Regions from separate parts of the Homo sapiens genome. Here region 2 is linked to region 1. A link is a loop called in an ENCODE intact Hi-C map of the cell type or tissue named here. Cell type or tissue: B cell. All regions are shown on one strand. Links, peaks and the distances in the headings refer to the core of each region. The heading gives the core; the rest is flanking DNA. Region 1 has its middle 45 kb from the start of DNAJA2-DT. Region 2 has its middle 22 kb from the start of C16orf87.

Region 1 (8,333 bases), core at 183-8,182:
GGCCAAGATCGAGCCACCACACTCTAGCCTGGGCGACAGAGTGAGACTCTGTCTCAAAAAAATAAATAAATAAAAGAAATTATTTTAACGTTATAGTTTAATTATTGGCAAATTGATCATACACAAAAGTCACATCTGGTAACTCATTTGTCTAGAAGAGTTGATGAACCAGGACACTGCTTTCCTTGACCATGTTGGAAAATAGGAAGCTCACGTCCTTGTTGTACAGGAACACAGTAGACAGGATGGTTAACATGAGTCTGAGCTCATTTTTAGCTTAATATAGACACAAACACCTAGATACAGAAATAATCATAGATTTGTGTGCATGCATGGGTTGGTATGCATGTACATTTTTCCCAGCTCTGCCCACTGAGCGGGCCTCAGTAGTGATGACCACAGCCAATATCAAGTCTTGTTTGCTAAACAGTGTTCTCCAATGAAAGGAACCAGGGCTCCTTGGAGAAATGGTTGATGCTAGAAGTAGAGCAAGGCAAATACAAGATAAGCCTGGAGCATCTTGCAATGCCAGAAAGTTTAAAAGAGCTTAAAAAACAAAAAAGATCGGGGCGTGTGGGCAGGTCACAGGGACCCCAGGGCCAACCGGAAAGAACTCCAACAGCCGAAGCTGGAATAATCTGAGCAACAAAATAATGATAGTACTGGACTATAACCTAAAATATAACATAAATACACTTGCGTCCATACACTGCGTCCCAGAAGATCATAATTTATTTATGACGGAAAAGATTAATAAATAGAAGAGACAAATCTTCCTCGAAGAAGAATGCATGTTGATGCTCCCCGCCAGGAAGTGGAGCTTAACCTCCATCTCACCCTATATGGGCCACACCTAGTATTTTCCTTCTTTTTTAAAAAAATAATTTTAAAATAGGCCAGGTACAGTAGCTCATACCTGTAATCCCAGCACTTTGGGAGGACAAGGCAGGTAGATCACTTGAGGTCAGGAGTTCAAGACCAGCCTGGCCAACATGGTGAAACCTCATCTCTACAAAAATACAAAAATTAGTCAGGTGTGGTGGTGGGCGCCTGTAATCCCAGCTACTTAGGAGGCTGAGGCATGAGAATCGCTTGAACCAGGAGGTGGAGGTTACAGTGAGCCATGATCACACCACTGTACTCTAGCCTGGACAACAAACTGAGACCTTGTCTCAAAAAAAAAAAAAAAAATTGGCCGGACACGGTGGCTCACGCCTGTAATCCCAGCACTTTGGGAGGCTGAGGTGGGCGGATCACAAGGTCAGGAGTTCAAGACCAGCCTGGCCAACATAGTGAAACCCCGTCTGTACCAAAAAAGTACAAAAATTAGCTGGGTGTGGTGGCACGCACCTTTAGTACCAGCTACTCAGGAGGCTGAGGCAGGAGAATCTCCTGAACCCAGGAGGCAGAGGTTGCAGTAAGCTGAGACAGCACCATTGCATTCTAGCTTGGGAGACAGAGCAAGATGCTGTCTCAAAAAAAAAATTGTAAAACAAGAATTTTTTTTTTTTTACATAAATAGAGAGCCGGGCAGGGTGGTTCACGCCTGTAATCCCAGCACTTTGGGAGGCCAAGGCGAGTGGATCTCCTGAAGTCAGGAGTTCAGGACCAGCCTGGCCAACATGGTAAAATCCTGTCTCTACTAAAAATACAGAAATTAGCCAAGTGTGGTGACAGGCGCCTGTACTCCAAGCTACTCGGGAGGCTGAGGCAGGAGAATCACTTGAACCCGGGAGGCGGAGGTTGCAGCAAGCCGAGATCATGCCATTGCACTCCAGCCTGGGTGACAACAGCAAAACTGCGTCTCAAATAAATAAATAGAGATGGGGTTTAACCATTTTGCCCAGGCTGGTCTTGAATTCCTGGGCTCAAGTGATCCACCCACCTTGGCCTCCCAAAGTGTGGGATTACAGGCATGAGCCATCATGTCCAGCCTTCTAAATTTTATTATTGTTAATTTTTGTAAAGAGGAGGTCTTGCTATGTTGCCCAGGCTGATCTCAAACTCCTGGTCTCAAGTGATTCTCCTGCCTTGGCCTCCTAAAGAGCCAGGATTACAGGCGTGAGCGACTGCACCCAGCCTATTTTGTAATTTTAATGAGAAGAGCCATGTTATTCCTCTCAAATGGTTCAAGGTCACATGGTCCTAATGTTTGCTATTTACAATCCCATTGTCTTCTAGGCTTTGGCGCTTTATTCATTATTTTATTTTTAAAAAGCAGAACGTGGAATCTAGGATCCCTTATTTTTATCATTTCTTGAAGAACAACAAAAATGATTGTGAAGCAACTGCAAGTTTAAGGTATGCTAAAAAAGACTAATAATAATCCCAGCACTTTGGGAAGCCAAGGCGATGGATCATGAGGTCAGGAGTTCAAGACCAGCCTGGCCAACATAGTGAAACCACATCTCTACTAAAAATACAAAAATTAGCCAGGCGCAGTGGCAGGTGCCTGTAATCCCGGCTACTCAGGAGGCTTAGGCAGGAGAATTGCTTGAACCCAGGAGGCAGAGGTTGCAGTAAGCCAAGATCGCGCCACTGCACTCTAGCCTGTGCAACAGAAGACTCCCATCTCAAAAAAAAAAAAAAAAAAAAAAGACTAATAATAAAGGCCGGGCATGGTGGCTCACACTTGTAATCCCAGCACTTTGGGAGGCTGAGGAGGATGGATTGCTTGAGGTCAGGAGTTCAAGACTAGCCTGACCAACATGGTGAAACCCCATCTCTACTGAAAATACAAAATTAGCCAGGTGTGGTGGTGCATGCTTGTAATCCCAGCTACTCGGAGACTGAGGCAGGAGAATCGCTTGAACCTGGGAGGCAGAGGTTACAGTGAGCTGAGATTGTGCCACTGCACTCCAGCCTGGGCTACAGAGCAAGATTTTGTCTCAAAAACAAACAAACAAATGACTAATAATAAATCAATAGAACATTTGCTAATTTGCCAAGGCTTGTTTTAAATTAAGTGTAAATTATAAAGAAAAAATATCCTGGCCGAGTGCAATGGCGCATGCCTATAATCCCAGCACTTTGGGAGGCCAAGGCGGGCAGATCACAAGGTCAGGAGATCGAGACCATCCTGGCTAACCCGGTGAAACCCCATCTCTACTAAAAATACAAAAACAAAATTAGCAGGGTGTGGTAGCAGGTGCCTGTAGTCCCAGCTACTCAGGAGGCTGAGGTAAGAGAATGGCGTGAACCTGGGAGGTGGAGCTTGCAGTGAGCCAAGATCGCACCACTGCACTCCAGCCTGGGCAACAGAGTGAGACTCTATGTCAAAAAAAAAAAAAAAAAGAATAAAAAGAAAAAATATCATATCCCACCAATACCCTTGGAGGCATTTCCTCTGCATTTAGTGCCTGGAATGCATTCTGATTTTCCAAGGCTCCTTCCGCAGCTCTTGTCATTCATGTCCTTTTCTAAAAGGCATTTTCTCCATGTGCAAATTTCTTTCAGCGCAAATGTTTGCTCTATGCTTATTCTCTGAAGAAAGATACCAACAGTGCCACCATTTGGAAGGAGTTTTAATTGCTCACTGGATTAAAAATAATCTCTCTACTGTCTGTATTTATTTGATATAAGCTGCCAAAACTTACCTATGGAGTCTCATGCTTTCACTTTTATAACAAAAGAAGTATAAACCAGAAAGTCTAAAATAAAAGTCACAACCTGGCAACCCACAGGCCAAATTGGGCACACAGGTTTATTTTAGTAAGTCCCATATAACTTAAAAAAAATCAAACAATTTTACATGAAAATCTGGATTTCTATATTCTCTTGAAACAGCAGTTCTGGCAACCTGGGGCTCACATTTCCATATGGCTACAACTAGCTGGACCTGAAAAGAGCGTTCCTCATCGAGCTGACTTATGGGCCCTCCAGAACACCACAGTCCTCTTCCATCCAAATTGTACAACATCCAGCTTGCCCCACACGTGTCTCTCTGCAGTGCATCGAATTTCCCAGTCCTGATCTAGAATATCAAATACCTTCTTGGTCTAAATGATTTCCTTCAAAATGTCATAAAGAGAAAAAGAAAATCACTAATGACATGAAGCAAAATGAACCTTGTACAAACCTTATATAAAACAAGCTTAAAGCCATTACTTTACACATTTCTACAATGAAATAATAATTTTTTAAATTTTTTTGTAGAGATGGGAGTCTCACGATGTTGCCCAGGCTGCTCTGGAACTTCTGGCCTTAAGCAATCCACCTCCCTCGGCCTCCCAAACTGCTGGGATTACAGGTGTGAGCCACCACGCCTGGCCCAACACCATCTTATTGTAAGTGTTCTACTTTTAAAATGATACTCTCGAAGCTGTCAGCCAAAATTTGGGGTTCTTGATACAACACTACTCAGGGCAAGAAACAAAGTCACTTTCCAACCAGTCCCTGTGGTCCCAGTCTTATGAAGTCTTAGCAACTTTTTTTTTTTTTAACAATCTTGCTCTGTCACCCAGCCTGGAGTGCGGTGATGCAATCTTGGCTCACTGCAACCTCCGCCTCCCATGCTCAAGCAATTCTTCTGTCTCAGCCTCCTGAGTAGCTGGGACTACAGGCGTGTGCCAAGACGCCCAGCTAATTTTTGTATTTTAAGTAGAGACGGGGTCTGGCCATGTCGATCAGGCTGGTCTCGAACTCCTGGCCTCAAGTGATCCACCCACACAGCCTCTTAGCAACTTTGAATTACATGCTTGGTGTTTTCCTAAATTTGAGGTGTAATGGTGGCTAGAAAACATCAGTTCTCAGATGATGAAGCATGATCAATGGTGTTGAAAGAGGGAAACAGATGAGTGCCTTTACTGCCTCCTTCACCATAGTAACAGCACAGCTAGAGAGATGTGAAACTTTGCTGCGAAAATGACAGAGCCTGCTCCAGGCAGAGCGGCACAAACACAACTGAGAGTGCACTCCTGCATTCTGACCACAGGTGGCACCTGAGCGTGTCGTAGTCGTCCACATCCCAACTGTTCAGGCTATGTTGGACACTGACTTTCTAACGTCTGTGCCTTAAGCAAAACTGTACGTTTTCACTTCTTTCCTAAAAACTTCATCTGTAATAACACTAGACAGCAAAAAAAGGACCTGATTTTTTTTCAGCCTAATAGAATGTATATCCCACTTTAGTCCGTATTTATTATAATAAAATTGTTTTTGTTTTAAGTATTTCTAAATTATCCCCTATCCCCGACATCTTACAGCCCTAAATCAAGAGCCATACACATTATGTCTTGGACTCATGATCTTTTATATCCATCTGTCTATGGTCAGTGGGAGTTGGTACAGAAGTATCTGGAAAGTGGGGTCAGAGGCAGGAAATCACAAAGGCCAGTTGTCCAGCAGGGAGAGAGGACCAGTGTGAGCCTGCGAGACACAGGCACCTCCCATGCCCCACCTGAAACTACTCTATCTCCTGAGACTAAAGGCTTGATCCAGGCCACCTTCTGGACCCGGTGGCTCCGCCTCCCACCTGGGCCATCTGAGCTGCCCTCCTTAGGGCTTCTCTTCTCAGGACAGACAAAGAACAGAATCTATGCCCTCTGCTTCAGGCTTGCCAAAACCCTGCGCGTTCTAACCTTATGACATGGGACAGAAAGAAGATCAAACTTTAGGACATAGAGCCCTCAGGAAAATTAAATGCACACCAGGTAGCGCATTTCTACTAGATTATTCTTTACTGTTTTTGTTTTGTTTTGTTTGTTTGTTTTTGAAAACGGAGACTCACTCTGTTTCCCAGGCTGGAGTGCAGTGGCGTGATCTCGGCTCACTGCAACCTCTGCCTCCTGGTTTCAAGTGATTCTTGTGCCTCAGCCTCCTGAGTAGCTGGAACTACGGGTCATGCCACCACACCCGGCAAATTTTTTTGTATTTTTAGTAGAGATGGGATTTCACCATGTTGGCCAGGCTGGTCTCCAACTCCTGAACCTCAGGTGATCCACCTGCCTCAGCCTCCCAAAGTGCTGGGATAACAGCTGTGAGCCACTACTCCCAGCCTAGATTATTCTTTACATGATGTCACAGGAAGGGCTAATTGCTATGGGACCAGATACAGGTGAAGGAGAAGACCAGCCGGGCAGAACTAAGACCAAAAGAACTAAGACCAAAAGAACTAAGACCAAAAGAAATGCGAAGAGAATAATAACGCTGTAGTAGAAGAAGGTTCACCTTTGCCCTTCCCTACCCCCTGCCTGCATTTATCCCACACAAAAGCAAAAGAGGCCTTGATTGAGGGGCTGGCAGACTGGGTGGGGCAAGAAAAGAGAAGAGAGGGAAAGTGATGAATGTGGATAATGGGAACCAGTGCTTTCCCATAGACATTGTGGAAGAAAACACGTTGCAAGCAAAGGATCTGAGAGCATAGGAGGCCTGTGTTCCCCTGTGTGGGAAAGTTGCAAAACCCCAGAAAGGAAATGAACACATAGGCGTCTAGGGGAATGTGGTCACAGAGGGTGACAGTTACTTCCTAAGCCTGTGCACAGCAATGGAGGCCACAGAAGAATAGCCCTGACCCTATTCACGACAGCATGGACCAGTCCACCGGACCTGACCAGGCAGACGTGGATGGATGGCTGTGTGGACACCTGGTAGGCAACATAGAGGACAAACCCCAACTTCCTGGTATTACAGAAGCCCTGGGGCTTAGACAATACCCCAGGGCAGGGAAGAATGCCACATTTCCACAACCTTAGTCAACTGGGGGTCCTGGGTAGAAGTTAAATTGGGTTATAGGCCAGGTGTGGTGGCTCACGCCTGTAATCCTAGCACTTTGGGAGGCAGAGGCTGGCCAATCACCTGAGGTCAGGAGTTTGAGACCAACTTCGCAAACATGGTGAAACCTCATCTCTACTAAAAAAATACAAAACTTAGCTGGGTGTGGTGGTCCGTCCCTGTAATCCTAGCGACCCGGGAGGCGGAGGCTGCAGAACTGCTGGAACCCAGGAGGCGGAGGCTGCAGTGAGCCGAGATTGCGCCACTGCACTCCAGCCTGGGCAACAGAGCAAGACTCTGTCTCAAAAAATAAATAAATAAATAGGCTACAGAACAATAGAAAATGCTCTATTTCTTGAACACCTCAGCTGTATATCCACCACAAAGTAGAAATTGGTCTCGTTTTGGGCAAGAATGACAGCACTGTGAATTTTAAGTCATAAAACATTCCCTGCCACACACACCATGGTCAGTGTGTCTGAATAATGCGTGGTATTGTATTACTTATTGGAAATGAGTGGTTTATTTTATGATCTAAATTTTAAACCCTTTAATATGCCTCCCAAGGGATCATCTGATTTGGAAAAAGAAAAAGAAAATCTAAAGAATGAATAAGACTACAGAAAAAATATAAACGGTTCTATTGGATTTTTTCTAATATGAACTCTGCATTGGCCAAAGAAGGTAAAATAATAAACCCGTCTGTTTTGGGGTACAGTTTTTATCAAACTTTGGTGAAAATGGAAAGATGTATGTTGCATGCCCTTATTTGTATACAGAATGGGGATATATATGCATAGAAAATACCTGCGATGATGTCTAAGACACAATTATTAACAGAAATTGCTTCCTGGTGGAGGGGACTAGGGATCCAGAGTGGGGAAGAAATCATTTTCTACTTATGCATGTATTACTTTAATTTTAAAAGCAACATCAGCAATTAGCCAAAGAAAAAGCCAAGGTCATCTGTAGGTCAAAACTATCAGGAAAGTAGGCTGAGGAAGCAAATGAGCAAAGAGTAGGATAAAGGAGGATGCCAGAACTGCGGGCACGCAGCTCCTACAGTTTTGGTTCCAGATTCCTGGTGATGTGTCTTAGTCCATTTTGGCTGCTACAACAAAATACCATCAACTGATGTCTTCTAAATGACAGAAATGTATTGTTCATATTTCTGGAGGCTGGGAAGTCCAAGATAAGGCATGAGCAGATCTGGTGTTTGGCAAGGGCCTGTTTCTGATTCATTGATGATGACTTTTTGCTGTGTTTGAATGAGCTCCCTCAGGCCAATTGTATGAGAGTACTGATCACCTCTCAAGAGGGCCCATCTCCCAACATCATCTTGGGGGTTAGAGATTCAACCTGTGAATTTGGGGAGGACACAAAGTTTCCAACCATAGTATGGTGTTTTCTAGTCTTGGATCCCAGAGTTCAAACCTTGTAAATCCTATCCCATTTTTATCAAAAATAGAGATTTATTATGTCAATGTGACATAATGGCATAAAGCACTAAACCATTTGACAGGGCATCCTTTCAAAAGTGAAAAGCAGTGTTTGATTATATAGCTTCCCCACTAATCCTTGTTACCAACAGCTACTTAATCTAATCCTGAAGATGGAGTACA
Region 2 (8,333 bases), core at 229-8,228, 170 kb after region 1:
GAACATTTTTCTTCTACACAGACAGGGTTATATAAATCTTCCTGTTTTAAAGTGATTTCTTTTACCCTTTATTTCTTTTGTGTGCCTTTAGGAGTCTGCTTGAATTCTTAATGGGCTAGATCCCTGGCTGGCTTGTTCTCTGCTTAAAGCAAACCATATCGATGCCAATTACTTTTATCCAGGCATTTGCATGTTTACTAAGGTCCTACTACCAGGCACTGATATCATCAGAGACTGTCTCCATATTCTTTGTATCCAGTCTTTTTTTTTTTTTTTGAGACGGAGTCTCGCTCTGTCTCCCAGGCTGGAGCGCAGTGGCACGATCTCGGCTCACTGCAACCTCCGCCTCCCAGGTTCAAGCAATTCTCCTGCCTCAGCCTCCTGAGAGTAGCTGGGACTACAGGCGCCGGCCACCATGCACGGCTAATTTTTGTATTTTTAATAGAGACGGGGTTTCACCATATTGGTCAGGCTGGTCTCGAACTCCCGACTTCAGGTTATCCACCCGCTTCAGCCTCCCAAAGTGCTGGGATTACAGGCGTGAGCCACCGCGCCCAGCTATGTATCCAGTCTTTTTCCACAAACATTCTACTTTTGGCCGGGCGCAGTGGCTCACGTCTGTAATCCCAGCACTTTGGGAGGCCGAGGTGGGCGGATCACAAGGTCAGGAGTTCGAGACCAGCCTGGCCAACATAGTGAAACCCTGTCTCTACTAAAAATACAAAAATTAGCCAGGTGTGGTGTCGTGCGCCTGTAGTCCCAGCTACTCAGGAGGCTGAGGCAGGAGAATCACTTGAACCTGGGAGGTGGAGGTTGCAGTGAGCCGAGATCGTGCCATTGTGCTCCAGCCTGGGTGACAGAGTGAGACTCTATCTTAAAAAAAAAAAAAAAAGAAAAGAAAAGAAGAAAAAAAAAACTACTTTTGATAAATCTCCTTTCTGTTGTTGTTACTGTTGTTTTTTTAGGCAGGGCCTCACTCTGTCACCAGGCTGAAGTGCAGCCATGTGATCATAGCTCACTGCAGCCTCAAACTCTTAGGCTCAAGTAGTCCTCCTGCTTCAGCCTTTGAAGTAGCTGGGACTACAGGCACATGCCAACATGTCCAGCTAATTAAAAAAAAAATTTAAAGAGATGGGGTCTTGCTGTGTTGCCCAGGCTGGTCTCAATCTCCTGGCCTCAAGGAATGCTCACACCTCAGCCTCCCAAAGTGCTGGGATTACAGGTGTGAGCCACCAAGCCCAGTCTGCCCCTTTATTTTCTACTGTTTTAAAAAAGGCATTGGCTTATCTAAAGGACCTAGTTCCTAGATAGTTACTTCCTGTTCTAGAGAGTTAATACAATGAGACTAAGGTCATCAAGTCCCACCAGAATACATCAGGCTATGTTACATGTCCATGTTTTCGAATACGCTTCAGAGGGAATCTTCTTCCTCTCCTTCATCTCTCTAATGCCTTCTCATTTTTCTAAAGTTAGGCCAATGTCATGACTCTGCTGGGAAACACTGTTGGAGCCCTCTGATTTTGATATTCCTTCCCCAGGCTCCCTTGAGTTCACCATTCTTGGAGAAAGCATTGCAACTGGACAGTGATCATTGATTTACTAGTCTGCCTCCATCATTAAGGTAGAGGCCAGAAAGGGACTATGTCAGATTGAACTTATTTTCCTCAGTTTCTAATAGACAATTATCAAATGAATGAACAAATGTACATTTCCTGAATACCCTCTATGTGCCAGTTACTGTATGAGGGTCTGGGGACACCAAGACCTTGTCCCTTTGAAGTTTATGGTCTAGTGGAAAGTTACACACTAGGTTAATAATCACACATATCACAATATTATCTTGAACTGATAAAGGGAAAAAACAGAATGCTTTGAAGGAAAAAAACAGAATGTTAGGAGACTGTCTGATAGGAGCGCCCAGAGATTGGATAAGCAGGACTTTTATCTGGGAAGAAGGGAGAGGGAGGGCTGGAAGTGCTTTCAGGACGTCCTGAAGTGTACCGAATGAGTAAACTGATGAAAGTGAGTGGGAGGGGGATGGAAACTCGCTCTCTGGTCATCGTGGGCATCGATGAATTGGTTTGTCTTGTGTCTTCTCCAGGTGGCAGGACCCTGATTTTTGGAGGATCCAAGCCTCCCTCATTCTCATCCTGACCTACCCCTCTTTCTAATAATGGGCACTTGACCTAGCCAAATTGAGTATGTCATCTACCAGGGCTCCTCCCATGTGATTAATTTAGGAATGAGTTTGAATTTAAGTCAAGTCTGGGATTCTTGGCATAACTAGGAAGAAAGACCTGCATTTCTTTCAGCACTTTGGATATTGTGCTTGAAAGAGAAGGGTAGAGATAGATGAAGACAAATTGATTTCTGATTTTTTTTGAGCACCTGGATCCAGCCATACCTGAAACTCGTGTGGCTACAGTTGTGTCTAAATTAACACACCTATGACTTTTAAAGCTATTAACTAGGCTGGGTGAAGTAGCTCATGCCTGTAATCCCAGCACTTTGTGAGGCTGAGGTCAGAGGATTGCTTGAGCCCAGGAGTTTCCAGCCTAGGCAACATAGGAAGACCTCGTCTCTACCAAAAACAAAAAACAAAAAACAAAAACAAAAACAAAACAAAACAAAACAAAACAAAAACATGGTGAGCACCTGTAGTCCCAGCTACTCAGGAGGCTGATGTGGGAGGATTACTTGAGCCTAGGAAGTTGAGGCTGCAGTGAGCCATGATAGTACCACTGCACTCTAGCCTGGATGTCTCAAAAAAAAAAAAAAAGCTATTAACTAAATAACTATCCCATCTTTTTATATGGCTTAGGCTAGTTTGCACAGGGCTTCAGGTACTTGCAAGACCAATGGCACTCATTTGCTAAGTCCAAAGAGGGTAAGGGAGGCCAGCTAAAGCGATTATGGAGGTCATCCAGCCAGGGAGAGCCCAAACACAGCAATCTTTCCTGCACCAGGAGAGTTCCCCCTAAGTGTCTGTATTCTGGTCTTCTCCTCAGAGACCCTGACCCTTGGGTTTCCATTTGTTTGAGTGTCTAGCAACAGGTGCACTGAGGGAGGGTGGTTGGAGAGAGATACCAATAGGAACCTTCCCAGGCCCTGACAGGGCAGGGAGTTCCAGGTACCCAAAGTGCTGGAAAATCACGAACTGCCTCTGCATTGGAGGAATGTGGACTAACCCTGATTTGAGAGTGGAGAGCCAGCAGGAGAGCTGGCTTTTGCTGGACTGCAAATGGTGAACCTGCTGGGCCAGGCAAGCTGGAATTGTTAATGGGCCTCAGTGAGCAACAACACCAGTGGGTCACAGCTGCCATCTAGCGCCGGATGCCGGCTTTTGCAAATTGTTTACTGGCTGTTTCCAGCTGAAAGGCCTTTCTGAGGGCCAATCTGGGGGGAAATGGGTAGGTCAGTACCTCTACCTTCATATTCAGGAAGAACCTTCAAATCAGACTTTCAGTATTATCTCTAAATCAGATTATTATACATATAGTCCCAGAGCCAAATTGACTAGATGACAAAAATGGGCAATCATTGCACAACATTAATTTCTGTTTCATTCCAAATCTCTAGAGTGTTATGATAGATTGATTAGATAGATAGATAGACAGACAGACATTTAAGGGCAGGCATGGTGGCTCATGTCTGTAATCCCAGCACCTTGGGGGCTGAGACCCGGAGATCACTTGAGTCCAGGAGTTTGAGGCCAGCCTGGGCAATATAGCAAGCTCGTCTCTACAAAAGATGGTGGTGCATCCCTGTGGTCCCAGCTACTCGTGAGGCTGAGTTGCTTGAACCCTGGAGTTTGAGGCTGCAGTGAGCTATGATAGCACCACTGCACACTCCAGCCTGGGCCACAGAGTGAGACCTGTCTCTTTAAAAAAAAAAAAAGATGGATTTTTTTAAAAGATGGATAGATGGATATTTTAAAAATAAATCCTGTAATGGTCCTATTTATGATTCAGGTTTCTGGCAGAAAATAGGCAGGTAGTGTAACTGCCCAGTGGGTTCACCTTTCCCACTGCCTAGACCTGCCTAGACAGGGGAATTGCAATGGAGAAAGAGTAATTCATGCAGAACCGGCTGTGCAGGGGACTGAAGTTTTATGATTACTCAAATCAGAGCATTCAGGGATCGAAGTTTTTGAAGATAATTTGGGAGATAGGGGCTTGGGAAGTGGGGAGTGCTGATGGTTGAGGTTGGAGATAGAATCGCAGGGGGTCGAAGTGAGGTTTTCTTTCTGTCTTCTGTTCCTGGGTGGGATGGCAGAACTGGTTGAGCCAGATTACGGGTCTTGGTGGTGTCAGCTGATCCATCAAGTGCAGGGTCTGCAAAATATCTCAAGCACTGATCTTAGGTTTTACATGGTGATGTTATCCCCAGGAGCAATTTGGAGAGGTTCAGACTCTTTGGAGCCAGAGTCTGCATGACCCCTAAACCACAATTTCTAATATTGTAGCTAATTTGTTAGTCTGGCAAAGGCAGACTGGGCCCCAGGCAAAAAGGGGTCTTTTCAGGAAAGGGCTATTATCAATTTTGTTTCAGAGTCAAACCATGAAACTGAATTCCTTCCCAAGGTTAGTTCGGCCTACACCCAGGAATGAGTAAGAACAGCTTAGGCTGGGCGAGGTGGCTCACGCCTGTAATCCTAGCACTTTGGGAGGCCAAGATGGGCAGATCACCTGAGGTCAGGAGTTCGAGACCAGCCTGGGCAACATGGTGAAACCCAGTCTCTACTAAAAATACAAAAATTAACCGGGCATGGTGGTGGGCACCTGTGATCCCAGCTTCTCGGGAGGCTGAGGCAGGAGAATTGCTTGAACCTGGGAGGCAGAGGTTGCAGTGAGCTGAGATTGTGCCACTGCACTCTAGCCTGGGCAACAGAGTGAGACTCCATCTCAAAAAAAAAAAAAAAAAGGAGAGCTTAAAGGTTAGAAGCAAGATAGAGTGGATTAAGTCTGATCTCTTTCACTGTCATAATTTCCTCAGTTATAAATTTTGCAAAGGCGGTTTCAGTAGTACACTACAAAGGGATGCCTGGGGAGAGTTTAATGATAGGCTACTAACAAAGGTGTGAGAAGGGACCAAAGGAAACAATCAAAGTCCAGGGAAGCAGGCCAGGGTCAGTGATTGGAGGAAGCTGCTTCCACCCTCCAGAACTGATGGGACAGGAAGAGGGCAGGAGCTCAGCAGGATGGCTCCGTAGGCCAGAGCTCCTGCACAGGCACCAACCCCAGGGGCTGGTTCTTGGTTGGGTTTGGAGAAGTACTCCCTAAGATGTGGATTCAGGTGAGACTGACTCGTTAAGGAGTGCTCCCAGGGGAGAGGGAAAATGGAGTAGCAGGGAGCAGGGCAGAGGAGAGGAAGCCAGCAGGTGTGACCGCAGGCATACCTGTGGAGGTAGCTCCAGCTTGACCTGCAGGGCAACTCTGAAGGGGAAGTTGTTTCAGGAGGTCTGACTGCAGGCCAAGAGCTTGGCATCGAACTCCTGACCTATCAGTCATTGATCAAATGGGAGGGCAGGAGGAGAAGTGGGGGAGTCATCCCAGGCACTTTGACTTTTTGCATGTTGGGTTGAACCAAGTATCTTCAAGAATGATTTACTTATAGGCTGGGCGTGGTGGCTCATGCCTGTAACCCCAGCACTTTGGGAGGCTGAGATGGGCGGATCAGTTGAGGCTAGGAGTTCGAGACCAGCCTGCCCAACATGGTGAAACCCCAACTCTACTAAAAATACACAAATTAGCAGGGTGTGGTGGTGGGCACCTGTAATCCCAGCTACTGGGGAAGCTGAGGCAGGAGAATCACTTGAACCTGGGAGGCAGAGGTTGCAGTGAGTTGCGATCATGCCACTGCACTCTGGCCTGGATGACAGAGCAAGACTCCATCTCAAAGAAAAAAAAAATTTTTACTCATAATTTAATAATGACTTTGTGAGAAGTACAGCAATAATGTGTGAGAGGTTTTAATTATAATGTATGTTATTTGTTGAATTCTAAAGTACTCCACAGGTGTTTTGATAGACACCTGTTTGGGGTTAGCAACATACTTTCTGGTTAAACATCACAAGGGATTACACATTTCTCTTCTCACCAAAACTGCTCCTGTAAGTGGTATGTAAATATGACGGGCCTCCTTTTTCTCTTAAACTCAACATGATATTCTGGCTTCACTCATTTGCTTTCTAGCAGCCGCCCCATGTTAGCCTTGCCAAATGGTCAGTCTTCTATTTGGTAGGTTTTATAAGTCCTAAAAGTCTTACTTCAGAAATAGCTCTAATAAACCAAGCATGGAAAATTTCACTCATTTCTTCTGAGGCTGTAGAATTTGCATCCATTTTTTTCCGCAGCTGTCACAACTGTTGCAGATGCCTCTGACCAGCCCACAAGGTTGACTAGCCTGCTATACTCTACAGAGCAACTGAAAAGCATACAGAGATCCAAAGGAATATGGGTAAAGCCAGGAAAGCTGCTGTGAGTGGGGATGGGGGACCAGTGAGGTGTAGTGTGTCTGGAAGGAAGATGCAGAGATGGAGTTTGAAGTATCAGAGGTGTGTTTGGGGGAAAGGGCAAGAGCTGTGAAGGATAAAGGAGGAGGAAGTAGGGTTGGGCAGGGAGAGGCTCAGAACACAATCAGATCTTACATTATCTGCCGAGCTCTGGAGCAAAGATTACCTATTACAACAGTCATGCATTAGGCAAAAATGACCAGGCCCTGGTACACTTTGCTATGTCTGGTCATTGGCTGGTGGCTGACTGAGCCAGGCATGAATCCTAAAGGTGGTACAGCTGGAGGCTGGTAACTAACTACGCTCCTTGCAGCTGAATGGCAAGTGTTTGTGTTTTTGGTTTTGTTTTGTTTTTTGAGACAGGGTCTTTCTCTGTTGCATAGGCTCAGGTGCAGTGGCACAAACAGCTCACTGCAGCCTCAAACTCCCAGGCTCAAGTGATCCTCCTGCCTCAGCCTCCCAAGTAGGTGGGATTATAGGTGTGCAACATCATGCCTGCTCATTATTTTTTTTTTTTTACAGGGATGGCATCTTGCTATGTTGTTCAGGCTCTTCTCAAACTCCTGGCATCAAGTTGTCAGAGCCGTTTGAACTGGAGCAACTCCATCTTGAATAGGGGCTCAGTAAAATAAGGCTGAAACCTACTGGGCTGCATTCCCAGATGGTAAGGCATTCTAAGTCACAGGATGGAATAGGAGGTCAGCACAAGATACAGGTCATAAGGACCTTGCTGATAAAACAGGTTGCAGTAAAGAAGCCGGCTAAAACCCACCAAAACTGAGATAGCCACCAGAGTGACCTCTGGTCATCTTCACTGCTACACTCCCACCAGTGCCATGACAGTTTACAAATGCCATGGCAACATCAGGAAGCCACCCTATATGGTCTAAAAGTGGGAGGCATGAATAATCCACTCCTTGCTTAGTATATAATCAATAAATAACCATAAAAATGGGCAACCAGCAGCCCTCGGGGCTGCTTTGCCTATGGAGTAGCCATTCTTTTATTCCTTTACTTTCCTAATAAACTTGCTTTTACCTTATAGACTTGCTCTGAATTCTTTCTTGCGTGAGATCCAAGAACCTTCTATTGGGGTCTTGATCAGGACCCCCTTCCAGTAACAAAGTGATTCTTCCTCCTCAGCCTCCCAAAGTGCTGGGATGAAAGGTGTGAGTCACCATACCAGCCTGCAAGTTATTTTTGAAAAGAAATCCAAGTGGAGCATTTTCATGGCTGCCACACTTAATGAAATGTAGTGTATTTGGCTATTCCAGCCATCCCTCCAACACCAATAAGGAAGACCCTACCTGCAAGGGGTACAGAAACAAGGGGCAGAGAGAGAAATGGGGCCCTGATGGCTCACATGAGTGCATAGATCCAGCTGTGCCTGAAGCCCATCAGATTCTTGGCTCTTTTGGTTATGTGAGCCAGGAAATACTCTTTTTGCTTAAGCCATTTTGAGTTGAGTTTTTATTTCACAAAATTTCTGATTCCTGATTTATATACTCTCTGAGTTTCATGTTCCTTAACTGTAAGATGGGGCTCATGATTCCACTTTGCAGGGTTTGAGAGAAAGAACGACAAGTAATATAAAGGACAAGCTGCAAAGTAGATGCCCAATAAATAGTAAATAGCATGAAAGGGAAAAGCAAAGGAGGCAAAGCAAGGTGTGGGACTCCTGGAGACTCCTCTGTGCCCAGGGCAGGCAGCAGGCTGAGTTCAGTGCTCAGCGAGGGTGGTGGCTGGCTTGGGCTGTCTAGAGTTACCCAGCTACAAAGGAGGCTGCCTCCTGAGCTGCTTTGAGCCTGTGGCTTTTCAA

The links. A loop is a pair of places that touch in the nucleus more often than their neighbours do. Peaks named below come from ENCODE experiments on the same cell type or tissue, not always from the same donor. Only the 100,000 strongest peaks of a DNase experiment are listed, where the experiment ranks them.
Region 2: a loop joins it to region 1, with 24 times the contacts of the local background. A loop is called at or near these places in 10 of 110 quality-filtered maps.

What each region holds. Positions count from the first base shown.
Region 1 is chr16:47,014,934-47,023,266 of GRCh38, reverse strand. No RefSeq gene overlaps it. Among named protein-coding and RNA genes, the nearest start is that of DNAJA2-DT, 45 kb to the right of the region's middle. In B cell, for the core only: CTCF peaks have their summits at 3,498, 4,763 and 4,963; DNase peaks (open chromatin) are centred at 4,856 and 6,486; H3K27ac peaks cover 1,128 bases.
Region 2 is chr16:46,849,112-46,857,444 of GRCh38, reverse strand. No RefSeq gene overlaps it. Among named protein-coding and RNA genes, the nearest start is that of C16orf87, 22 kb to the right of the region's middle. RefSeq lists an enhancer at 6,324-6,393. In B cell, for the core only: CTCF peaks have their summits at 3,138 and 3,338 (motif pointing left); a DNase peak (open chromatin) is centred at 3,314.